Regions from separate parts of the Homo sapiens genome. Here regions 1, 2 and 3 are each linked to region 4. The links are chromatin contacts, found by Hi-C or POLR2A ChIA-PET in ENCODE. All regions are on one chromosome and are shown on one strand. Each heading gives the region's core, a stretch centred on a gene start or an enhancer-like site at or near the end of the contact. The rest is flanking DNA. Distances are from core to core; before and after follow the strand shown. Region 1 holds the start of CFAP251 (cilia and flagella associated protein 251). Region 2 overlaps LOC105370032 (a long non-coding RNA gene). Region 3 overlaps HPD (4-hydroxyphenylpyruvate dioxygenase). Region 4 holds the start of KDM2B-DT (KDM2B divergent transcript).

Region 1 (2,700 bases), core at 172-2,671, 340 kb after region 4:
GAGACAGGGTCTCCCTGTGTTGACCAGGTTGGTCTCGAACTCCTGGGCTCAAGCAGTCCTCCTGCCTTGGCCTCCTAAAGTGCTGGGATCACAGGCGTGAGCCACTGCGCCCAGCCCACTGCTAGTTTGACTTTTTATAATTGAACCTCCTGGCTATGCCCTGAGATCAGCGCTATTTTGTAAACCGCTGAGGTATGGATAGGAACGAGTAGATCAGACCTCTTGAAAATGCTTATTCTTCCTCCCTTTTATTTTTTGTCTCTTTTAAGATGGTAAAATGGTTCTCAGGGATTCCTGCCAATACTTTGAATTATTTTTTCCTCTCCATGGTATCAGTGTTCATTTCCCCAGTTCTTGCACACCGCTTTCTGTTTTGGCAGTTCTGCCAGGCAAGCCCTGTGTTCCTTGGGACTGGTTTTGCTGTGGTTGGATACAGATACCAGCTTGCCTTGATGGGATTGGTATTGCTGTGTGCTTCCAGCCACAGGTTCTCACACTCAATTCCAAAGCCTTCCTATTGGGCGAATTCCCTCAAACTCTATTTGACCTGACAGCCATACGTATTCCCCTCTGGTAGCCACAGACATGCTGTGTTTACCAATGTTTGCTGTTTAAATTGCATGTTCTAATTCCACGTATTTTCCAGTCTCTTTTATAAAGTCTCAGACTATAATAAACACAGCTTGCCCAGTTTATCCTTTCTTTTTTATTTTAAGATGTATGCATATTAATCAATTTACCATCACTGGGGCATGGCAGTGTGGGCGGGGAGAATTATTCACATTCTCCTAAAATGACAGCAGCAGAGAGCCTTCTGCCTCAGTGGCTCTGGCTGGTTTCCTGCAGGGGTCCCAGTGGAAACCCGTGTGGCCACCTGTTGCCGTCTTCCATGAGATGTTAGTGGAGAGCCACTTTGACGTGGAATGATCCTAATAGATATAGCCAGACCGGTTTTGCGGAAACGCTTTGTGCTGAGAACCGCAAGCTGGTGCACCCTGTGTCATATCTGCCCCCAGCCAGCTGGAATTGTCTGCAACACGCGGTGCCCGGTGAGGAGGCAGGCAGGACGGTTGTGTGCTGCATCCATGAGACCTGGAAATTCAGTTTGCTTTTGGAAAAGAGCATTGTATCCGAGTTCATACTTCTCCACCCCATCTTGCCAAGGTTGCGGAAAGTAAAAATTGGCAGTATTGGCCGCTGCAGCTTCTTAGGGGACGGGACCATGTGAAAAGGTGGGATCGTGCGAGCGGAGGAAGGACAGAAAAGCGAGGAAAGTCTATGCCGCCAGCGACCGGCAGGAGGCACGTCGGGCACGCTCGTCACCGTTTCCTGGCACGTGACCACCGCCCTGCCCTGTCGCTTTAGGGCCTGTCGCTTCCGGCGGTGGCGGTTGCCATGGGGACGGAGCTTGGGTGGCAACCAGAACTAGGGAGCTGGTGGAGAAGGTGGCGGCCGCTGGAAGGAGGCCCGGGAGGTGGCTGAGGGGTCCAGGCGGCGGGACGACTCTGGCCTTTTGAAGACCGGGGTGGGTGCTCTCTGTAAGTCCGGGGCGGAGGCCACGCGGCCCTGGCGAGGGGGCCCCCGACCTGGCGGGGTCTGGTGCCCCTTGGGGGGCGCTCACCCGACCTGGCCCTTGTGGGGCCTGGGGCGGCCCCAGGGAGACCTGAGTTGGAGGCAGAGGCCGCACCTGGGCTTTAATCCCCTCGCAGAGCCACGCACCTGGCACCCCTGCCCCAAACCCCTGCGGCTCGAACCCGGCTGTCCAGACGCGCCGGCGAAGTTGGGCTCAGTCAAAAGAGGCTCGGTGGTGAGAGCCCTAGACTTGATTCAGAGCAGTGATTTTTCAGCTGGAGAAACTAAGTGCCAGAGAAATCTCGTTCTTACTAGCGGTGTCATCTTGAATAAGTCACTTCACCTCTCAGAGCCTCAAACTCATTTATCCATTCATTATTTATTTATTATTATTATTATTATTTTTTTTTTACCAGAGATGAATTTGAGGAGCTGATACATTTAGTGCTGAGAAAGAAATTAAGAAATAGAAATACCTTTTCTACTCTGTACTCTCTGGGACTTTATTTTCAAAGTGTTGAGTTCTCTTATTCTAATGTCACTGAAAATGTAGGGATTTTTTTTGTTCGGGGTCCAACTCTTTAGGGATAAAGTATCCATCCTTATTGTTTTCCTAGTTCAAACTCTTGTTTGTTGTAAGGAATAAATGGAGAATATGCCAGAAGGCTTTCAAACTGTTCATTTCTTTGCACATTAGGGTTGCTTTTCTCTCAAATAATAACAACTGCTACCATTTTTTCAAGCTGTATGTGCCAGAATTGTGATGAGCATTTTATATATGTTATCACTTCTCTACAACAACCCTAGAATTTAGGATTATTCTTTTCATTTTGCCCATGAGAAAATGCAGACTCTGAGGGGTAAAGTGACTTGCCCAAGGTCACAGAGCAAGTACGTGGTGGAAATGGGATTCAATGCTAGGACAAGCTGACAGCAAGGCCCTTGCTTTTAACCACTAGGCTACCCTGCTTCTTCTCGTATTCCTGTTTCTAGAATTGTTGCTAATATGTGGGTTATGCATTTTGCTGCCTGTGGGAATATAAATATATTTTAAATGAGTAAAAAGGCTACAAGGTGTTTATTCCCAGAAAGTTGACAGGCCCTGGATCAGTATTTTTAAGATCTGGG
Region 2 (2,700 bases), core at 199-2,698, 380 kb before region 4:
TTCCCAACAGCAATATGATACAGACCAGGTTCTCTAACCACATTTCAAGGAAATTAGAAATTCATTTTCTTTTTTTTCTTTTTTTTTTTTTTTCATTTGAGACAGAGTCTCGCTCTGTCGCCAGGGCTGGAGTGCAGTGGTGCAATCTCGGCTCGCTGAAACCTCCACCTCCTGGGTTCAAGCAATTCTCCCTACCTCAGCCTCCCGAGTAGCTGGGATTACAGACGCCTGCCACCATGCCCGGCTAATTTTTGTATTTTTAGTAGAGACAGGGTTTCGCCATGTTGGCCAGGCTGGACTCGAACTCTTGACCTTAGGTGATCTGCCTGCCTCAGCTTCCCAAAGTGTTGGGATTATAAGCGTGAGCCACCACGCCAGCCAGAAATTAATTTTTAAGAGGTAGATTTTTAAAATATTTGGAAGCTGATTGAAATATTGTAAGAAATATTGCTAAATGACTCAATAGAACTGGATAATGAATGTAATATATGTCAAAATCGGTGGCACACAGCTAAAGCAGAACTTTATTTTCATATTTATATTATTTTTATTTTTATTTTTATTTTTATTTTATTTATTTATTTATTTTTGAGACGGAGTCTCACTCTGTTGCCCAGGCTGGAGTGCAGTGGCACGATCTTGGCTGACTGCAAGCTCCACCTCCCGGGTTCACACTATTTTTATTATTATTATTATTATTATTATTATTATCATTATTATTATTATTTGAGCTGTAGTCTCACTCTGTCGTGCAGACTGGAGTACAGTGGCGTGATCTTGGCTCACTGCAAACTCCGCCTACCAGGTTCAAGTGATTCTCCTGCCTCAGCCTCCCAAGTAACTGGGATTACAGGTGTGCACCACCACACGCAGATAATTTTTGTATTTTCGTAGAGATGGGGTTTCGCCATGTTGGCCAGTCTGTTCTCGAACTCCTGGCCTCAAGAAATCTGCCCTCCTCACCTCCCAAAGTGCTGGGACTACCGGCATGAGCCACTGCGCCCGGCCAAATGGCAGATTTTGTCCAAATGGAAGGCTAAGGCTGACCCTAAGGCTAACCCTAACCTTAGCCCTAATGCTAACCCTAATTGGGTTAGGGTAAAATGACTAAAGGCAAGAGATAAGCATTCTGGATATTTCTTAGGGCAGGAAAGAAGCAACTTTTATCCTCCACTGACCCAAAGAAATTGACTGTACTTTGTCCCCCACTTCCCACTCAATTTCCTACTTTGATGCCCATTCCCCCTCCCCTTGTCCATCCCAAGCTTCACTCTGGAGACAGTAGCTAAACCTGTGCTAGTTAAACTTGACCCAGATCTGTTAGAAAAGAAGGGGCTATTGCAAGAAGCAGGGCGGCTTCAAAGAAAGCCAAAAGAAACTAACTGTACTGAGTCACCCCACTTCCCTCTCAATTTCCTATTGCCCAGAGAATGGAACTCATGAGATAGAAAAACGAGAAAAAGGGAAGCAAGTGAAGAAAGGGATAGGGCGCTACTCTCCACAAACACTTCCTGTTGGCTGTGCTGACATCACTGCATGCCATGTATCTCATGATTCGGTGTGTAGCTCACACACCTAACGCCTTAGACAACAAGAGCGAAAATCCATCTCAAAAATAAATAAATAAATAAATAATTGGGGAAATCTCAACAGAACATTTTGTGATTCTTATGTGGACTTAAAGGTTATTCTTATCCACCTCTAAAACAACTGAAAATGCAAAATGTTATAACACGTTGATAGTTTTGGAGTCTGAGGAGTCCTGCTTTCCTTCCTTCCCTCTTAGCGACCAATTATTATCTCTTTATTTTATTTTATTTTTTTAGATGGAGTCTCGCTCTGTTGCCCAGGCTGCAGTGCAGCAGCACAATCTCGGCTCACTGCAACCTCCGCCTCCCGGGTTCAAGCAATTATCCTGCCTCAGCCTCCTGAGTAGCTGGGATTACAGGCACCCACCACCATTCCCAGCTAATTTTTGTATTTTTAGTAGAGACAGGGTTTCACCATGTTGGTCAGGCTGGTCTCGAACTCCTGACCTCGTGATCTGCCCACCTCAGCCTCCCAAAGTTCTGGGATTACAGGCATGAGCCACCCTGCCTGGCTATCTTTTTTTAAATTATTTTTTAGAGACATAGTCTCACCATGTTGCCCAGACTGGCTTTGAACTCCTGGGCTCAAGCCTCCTGAGTAGCTGGGACTATAGGCTATGAACTATTATCTTATGGAGGATAAAGGGAGGCATAATGAACCAGAAAAATTTGCAAGGAGACCTCCAGAATGTTTTATCAGAAACAAATGAGTTTGAGCTTTTACTCAACTGTAAAATGGGATTCTGAGTATCACTCACGTGAAGGTGGTTTTCAAAAGATAAAATGCTGTTCAGAGCCAAAGAAACGTGCATTCTTGTTGTGTCAGATTTAGATCTGCTGGAGAATGCTTATTTAGCTAATAATCCAGTAATTGTTGAGGGATGGGAAAGACTCAACACTGTGTGTTTCAGAAAACCTGTCTTCACCAGAGAAAAAAGCAGATGGGTCTTCACAACGAGACAAGTTATATAAAAGGCACACTTTGTTATTTTGTTTTGATTCAAACTTTCAGGTAAGCTTGAAGGTGTCTGATACAAGATCACAAGAAATGTAGTTTTCTATTTTTTTTCACACTTTAAAAAAAAATTCCCCACGGTTTTTGTTTTGTTTT
Region 3 (2,700 bases), core at 104-2,603, 260 kb after region 4:
ATGGGCACTGCCCTGCTGAGGGCAGGGACTGGGATACCAGGCCCCTCCTACCTGCTTTATCTCTGAGACCAGGAACCAAGGGACCATATCCTACAGTTGATGAGCAGGGATGCTGCCCCTAGAGTCCCTTGTCTAACACTCTCCCCTCTCCTGTGTTCAGAGGTTTGGGCTCTGGGTAGCAAAACTGAAGACAGCTCATCTTTAGAGATCATCGGCCGGGCGCGGTGGCTCACGCCTGTAATCCCAGCACTTTGGGAGGCCGAGACCATCCTGGCTAACAAGGTGAAACTCCGTCTCTGCTAAAAATACAAAAAATTAGCCGGGCGTGGTGGCGGGCGCCTGTAGTCCCAGCTACTCGGGAGGCTGAGGCAGGAGAATGGCGTGAACCCGGGAGGCGGAGCTTGCAGTGAGCCGAGATCGCACCACTGCACTCCAGCCTGGGGGACAGAGCGAAACTCCGTCTCAACAACAACAAAAAGAGATCATCAAGCCGGCAGACAAGATGCTGCCAAACTCTGACCCCACCTCAGGGCCTTTCTCCGTTCGCTCTTCCTGGAATCCTTTTCCCGAGCATGGTCCCATGGCTGGCTCCCAAATGTCACCTTCTCGGAGAGGTCTTCCGTTATCAAAATTAGCTCCCCTGCGATCTTCGCTTCCACATATTCTCATCAACTGCCTTTTTTTTTTTTGAGACAGGGTCTCACTCTTGCCCAGGCTGGAGTGCAGTGTCAGGATCAGGGCTCGCTGCAGCTTAGACCTCTGTCCATCAATCGATCCTCCCACCTCAGCCTCCTGAGTAGCTGGGACCACAGGTGTGCGCCACTACGCCAGGCTAATTTTTATTTGTTATTTGTGTAGACGCAGGGGGGTCGGGGTCTTGCTATGTTACCGGGCTGGGCTCGAACTCCTGGCCTCAAGCGATCCTCCCACCTCTGCCTCCCAAAGCGCTGAAATTACAGGTGTGAGCCACCACGCCCGGCTCATCGCTTGCTTTATTGTCTGAATCGCGTTTATCTCTCTACAAAAGCAGTGTCATCCGTCTTTCCCTCCAGAGCAAGTCCCCTTCCTTCCCTGGTTCCAGAATTCCCCTCTCCGCGTGGTCCCGCTGGCAAAGCGCTGGCACCCGCAGCTCCTCGGTCCCGCGGCGCTGGCGGCCGCCCTGGCCTCCCCCTGGCTGCCATAAGGCACTACTGCCTTATGCGCAACACAAACACAGACACAGTATTGGACCGGGGCACGCTTTAATCGGGAGGGCTGGAGCAGAGGGCGGCCCCGCCGAGGGGCGTGGTCAGTGTGGGCGGAGCCTTGGGGGCCGAGTCCGCTGGTGGGCGGGACCCAAGGGGAGCAGCCAGTAGGGAAGTTGGGCGAGTTCCAGAATCAGGGGGCGTGGCTGTGTGGCTGTGGCCTCCGTGGGGTGGGCGGGGCTTACATGCCGGGCACCACCCCATTGGTCTCCATGTTGGTGAGGTTACCCCGCAGGTTCTGCTCCTCCTCGAAAGCCTTGAACAGTGAGTTGAAGTTGCCGGCTCCAAAACCCTGTGGCGGGAAAGAGAGGAGATGAGCCAAGGACCCAGAAAACCGAGTGTGCTAGCTGCCTGTCCCCTCGGGCCTGCCGGGGACAAGCAGTACCTGGTGGTTGTGGCGCTGGATGACTTCCAGGAAGAGCGTGGGCCGGTCCTGCACCGGTTTGGTGAAGATCTGCAGGAGGTAGCCTTTCTCGTCGTAGTCCACCAGGATTTTCAGCTCCTAGGCGGGAGACAGGGGGCTCTGCTAGGGGAGGCTGGCACGGTGAGATCCTTGGAAAGTCCACAGGGGCTCCTGCACCCCAAAAGTCTGGAAATGACCTCTTTTTCTGGCAGTTCAGCCACCTCCAAATATATCCCCAAACTGTCCTATTACTATCCCCCTACTACAGTTCCTAAGGCACCATTCAAGACTGCTGCCCGCTTCTAATCTTGTATCCTTACAATCCATCCTCCCCGCAGACATTATCAGGACACTTTCTTTTTCTTTTTTGAGACGGAGCCTTGCGCTGTTACCCAGGCTGGAGTGCGGTGGCGCAATCTTGGCTCACTGAAACCTCCGCCTTCCGGGTTCAAGCGATTCTCCTGTCTCAGCCTCCCGAGTAGCTGGGACTACAGGCGCAGGCTACCATGCCCGGCTAATTTTTGTATTTTTAGTAAGACGGGGTTTCACGATATTGGTCAGGCTGGTCTCGAACTCCTGACCTCAGGTGATCCACCCACCTCGACCTCCCAAAGTGTTGGGATTACAGGCGTGAGCCACCATGACCTGCTGCGGGATCTTTTAAAAGTCGGATCATGTCATTCCCCTGTTTAAAATCCTCCAGTGGAAATCGGAACCCTCATGTACTGCTGGTGGGACTGTAAAATGGTGCAACCACTTTGGAAAACAGTCTGGCAGCTTCTCAAAAAGTTAAACATATAGTGTTGCTTCCTTAAAATACGGATTAAAAAAAAAAAAGGGGGTGGCCAGGCATGGTGGCTCACTTTGGGAGGCCGAGGCAGGTGGATCACCTGAGCTCAGTTCGAGACCAGCCTGGCCAACATGGGGAAACCCAGTCACTACAAAAAAAAATACAAAAATTAGGCTGGGCAAGGTGGCTCACGCCTGTAATCCCAGCACTCTGGGAGGCTGAGGTGAGTGAATCACCCGAGGTCAGGAGTTCGAGACCAGCCT
Region 4 (2,700 bases), core at 192-2,691:
CAAGCAACTTTGCGCAATTGCCAAAGATGCTGAAAAGCAGGACAAGGAGAGGGGCCCGCACCCCGAGGGTCCAGCTGCGCTCTACGCGGGGTACTCCCCTCCGGTGTCTTCGGAAGCACTGAAGGGACATCTGGGGACCCTCCCCTGCCCCCCGCCCCCGAAATGTGCTGGGCTTCGCCCACTCGGCCGGGAGCCTGGTTATGTAACCCGCGAAGGGGGCTCCGGACACGGGCTGGCGGGGCAAATGTAGGCCCCAGGAGGAGCCGCTGCGGCGCCCGGCTCGGCGGTAACAGCAGCCCCAGCGGCCGCGGCGGCAGAGCCGGGAAGCCGGAACCGGGGGCCGGCGGCATTTCTAAAGCTGGAGCCGCCCCCGAGCTACCGGGGAAGCTGGAAAGCTGAAATGGAAGGGCTGAGACCCCAGCCGCCCCCGCCGCCCGCCCGCCAGTGCAAGAAGAGGAGGTGGGGGGAGGAGAATCGGGGCTTGGAAGGGGGAGAGGCAGACGGCCCGCCACAAAGCTCGGATCGGAGACCCCAAAACGCACCAGCAGCTGCCTCATCTCCCCACAAGCGCGCGCGCACACTCACTTCCTAAGGAGACTCCCCCACCACTCCCCGCATCCCCCTGCCTCCTCCCTCCACCGCCCAGCGCCCGGCCCCTCAGCCCCCCAGATTCCGGGCGAACCCCGAGCCCGCTCAGCCCCCCTCCACGCCTTTCCCCGATACCACCTCCCCACTTAAGTGTCTGAGACTCTAAGCCTCACAAGGGGCTGGAGGAGTAAGCAGCTTGCTTCCTTTTGCATGCAATTTATTATATTTTTTTCCCGGTCCTCTTGCAAAATACAGAAAAGGAAAGAAAAGGCAGCGAGAAACAACCAAAAAAAAAAAAAAAAAGATCTATCATATGCCAGATACAGATTTGGAAAAAAAAAAAAAAAAAAAAAGCTACACACCAATCTTCTTCCAGAGTCTTTCTCTGCCTCCATTTTTTTAGGAGAGTTCACCAATTAATTGTCAACACTCCTGCCCCCTGCATTTTGGCCGAGGGGGGAAGGAGGGAAGACCAAAGAAAACAAACCAAAAAATAAATAAATAAAGCAAGCCAGAGCCGAGATCTACAAAGTTTTGCACCAACACTTAGGCAGATCCGTTTGCAAAGTCCTAGGAAACCATTTTCAGCAGTTGTGGGGGGGGGGAGGCGTCGACGTCATAATCCCCGGAACGTAAACATTGTTGCCGATCGCGCTCGGAGCCCGCGGCCGGGCTATTTGGGGGGGCTCTCGGCCCGGGCTTGGGGGGGTGGGGGCGGCGGCCCGAGGAGGTATGGGGCGGGGAGGGAGCCCGGGAGGCACCGGGCGCCGTTAGCGCCGTGGCATCGCTGTTTTGTTGTTGGGTCACGAGTGCGCCTCTGCACGCAGGCGCCGCCGCCGCCCGGGAGTTGTGTGCAGAGCTGACTTTTGGAGGGCCGAGTTGCAGGCGGCGGGCGCATCCCGGAGATGGCGGGGCAGGGAGGGAGGGAAGGAGGAGGGGGCGGGGAGGGAGGTGCAGATTTGCACGGCTGGCCTCAGCGGGAGGCGCGGAAATGCAAGCCGAGCATGCTGGCGTGAAAGCCCCCGGGGCCTGGCACCCCCAAAAACGACCCCCCACCTCCGTTCCTGCCCTCATTGCCCAGGGCTACCCCTCTTCCTCTTCTTTCATCCACCCCTCCCCCAACATTACCTGTGTGGCCGACTCAAATTCAAAGCATTTTGTATATATAACTGTTTTCTTTTTTTGCTTTTCTGCTGCATGTCTTTTTCGTGGGGGGTGATCCTCTGCAGATCCCCCCATTTGCGGACCCGCCATGTGGAGGAGGCATTTGGGGGGCTCAGAAGGAAATTAGCTCGGCTTCCATACCTATAAGGACTGCCTAACTTTTAAACTCCCGGCACTCAAAGATGTGGACACACACACGTACAGGAAATACAGCCAGACCAGAGCCTTTGCAGTCCGCAGCTGACCGGAAGACGTTGCCTTTCATTCATTCATTCTGCCCGCCTCTGTGGACTCCTTTACTAGGCGACCAGCCCTGAAACAGAAGTTGGACATTTTTTAAAGGTTCTTGCGCTCGGCAAGGGGAGCAGATAGATGCTCAGGAGCGAAAGACGCAGAGAATTGGATCTGGCGCCTCCTAACGCAGCCCGCACAGGAGCGAAGGGTAAGCCCTTGTTGGTAGTTTATAGAAGACAAGTCGGTGGAAAGGTGCATGGTGCTCTGGGATAGGTGGGGGGAACTCTAGTGCCCTTGATGAAGCCCCTACAGGGCTTCTTAGCGGAGGTATCGGCACCCTCCGTACATACATGGGTGTCATTAGGTCCCTGTCCACTTACTAGTGTTTTTGACTACCCCAGCACTGGTCCTGGGTTGTCTTGTCCTCCCATCATGAGCAACAGTCAGGTCGACTTGGCTTGAGAAAAGCTAGCCCTAAACATTCCTCCAGCCCCAGCTGTGGCGCCCTGCTAGGCCTGATCTTGCGGGTAAAGATGCTGATAAAATGACATGGCAAGAGGGAGACGATAAAGGGACATTGTAGATAGCAGGCTTTGAGCCTGACATTTTATTTCTGCCATAACCCTGTGGGATACTTGGAGCAGGTCATTTTGCAGATAGGGAAACTGAAGCTCAGAGAAATTATGAATCTGAATGATTGCTGTGCTCCCATAT

The links. Hi-C counts contacts between places; a loop is a spot of excess contacts on that map. ChIA-PET counts read pairs that join two places held with the same protein, here RNA polymerase II (POLR2A). Pooled maps may share reads with other maps.
Region 1: POLR2A ChIA-PET joins it to region 4 with 12 read pairs in activated CD4-positive, alpha-beta T cell. The contact joins the promoter of CFAP251 here to the promoter of KDM2B-DT in region 4. A Hi-C loop is called at or near these places in 5 of 50 pooled maps. POLR2A ChIA-PET finds 5 or more read pairs at or near these places in 5 of 52 experiments (CD4-positive, alpha-beta memory T cell, HCT116, Panc1 and 2 more).
Region 2: POLR2A ChIA-PET joins it to region 4 with 10 read pairs in T-cell. The contact joins the enhancer-like site here to the promoter of KDM2B-DT in region 4. POLR2A ChIA-PET finds 5 or more read pairs at or near these places in 3 of 52 experiments (CD8-positive, alpha-beta memory T cell, T-cell and activated T-cell).
Region 3: a pooled map shows a loop between it and region 4 (6-fold over the local background). The contact joins the enhancer-like site here to the promoter of KDM2B-DT in region 4. A Hi-C loop is called at or near these places in 7 of 50 pooled maps. POLR2A ChIA-PET finds 5 or more read pairs at or near these places in 4 of 52 experiments (AG04450, B cell, PC-3 and 1 more).

The regions. Positions count from the first base shown.
Region 1 is chr12:121,917,171-121,919,870 of GRCh38, forward strand. CFAP251 (cilia and flagella associated protein 251) reads left to right here and starts at 1,422. Exons shown (of 22, transcript NM_144668.6): 1 at 1,422-1,525. PSMD9 (proteasome 26S subunit, non-ATPase 9) reads left to right here. Exons shown (of 6, transcript NM_002813.7): 6 at 1-1,127. RefSeq lists a silencer at 1,551-1,700.
Region 2 is chr12:121,195,608-121,198,307 of GRCh38, forward strand. All of the region lies in intron 2 of LOC105370032 (a long non-coding RNA gene), which reads right to left. Among named protein-coding and RNA genes, the nearest start is that of P2RX4, 13 kb to the right of the region's middle. Within about 2 kb of position 1,449, at least 2 of the 41 ENCODE cell types and tissues checked have a DNase peak (open chromatin) inside an H3K27ac peak, as active enhancers do.
Region 3 is chr12:121,838,303-121,841,002 of GRCh38, forward strand. It overlaps HPD (4-hydroxyphenylpyruvate dioxygenase), which reads right to left. Exons shown (of 14, transcript NM_002150.3): 13 at 1,630-1,746; 14 at 1,225-1,536. The coding sequence ends at 1,426. Among named protein-coding and RNA genes, the nearest start is that of TIALD, 17 kb to the right of the region's middle. RefSeq lists enhancers at 546-1,216, 1,888-2,557 and a silencer at 1,179-1,378. Within about 2 kb of position 1,354, at least 16 of the 41 ENCODE cell types and tissues checked have a DNase peak (open chromatin) inside an H3K27ac peak, as active enhancers do.
Region 4 is chr12:121,579,070-121,581,769 of GRCh38, forward strand. KDM2B-DT (KDM2B divergent transcript) reads left to right here and starts at 1,442. Exons shown (of 4, transcript NR_183427.1): 1 at 1,442-2,194. It overlaps KDM2B (lysine demethylase 2B), which reads right to left and starts at 1,954. Exons shown (of 23, transcript NM_032590.5): 1 at 1,717-1,954. The coding sequence starts at 1,842. RefSeq lists silencers at 1-75, 1,235-1,544, 1,625-1,674 and an enhancer at 1,244-2,179.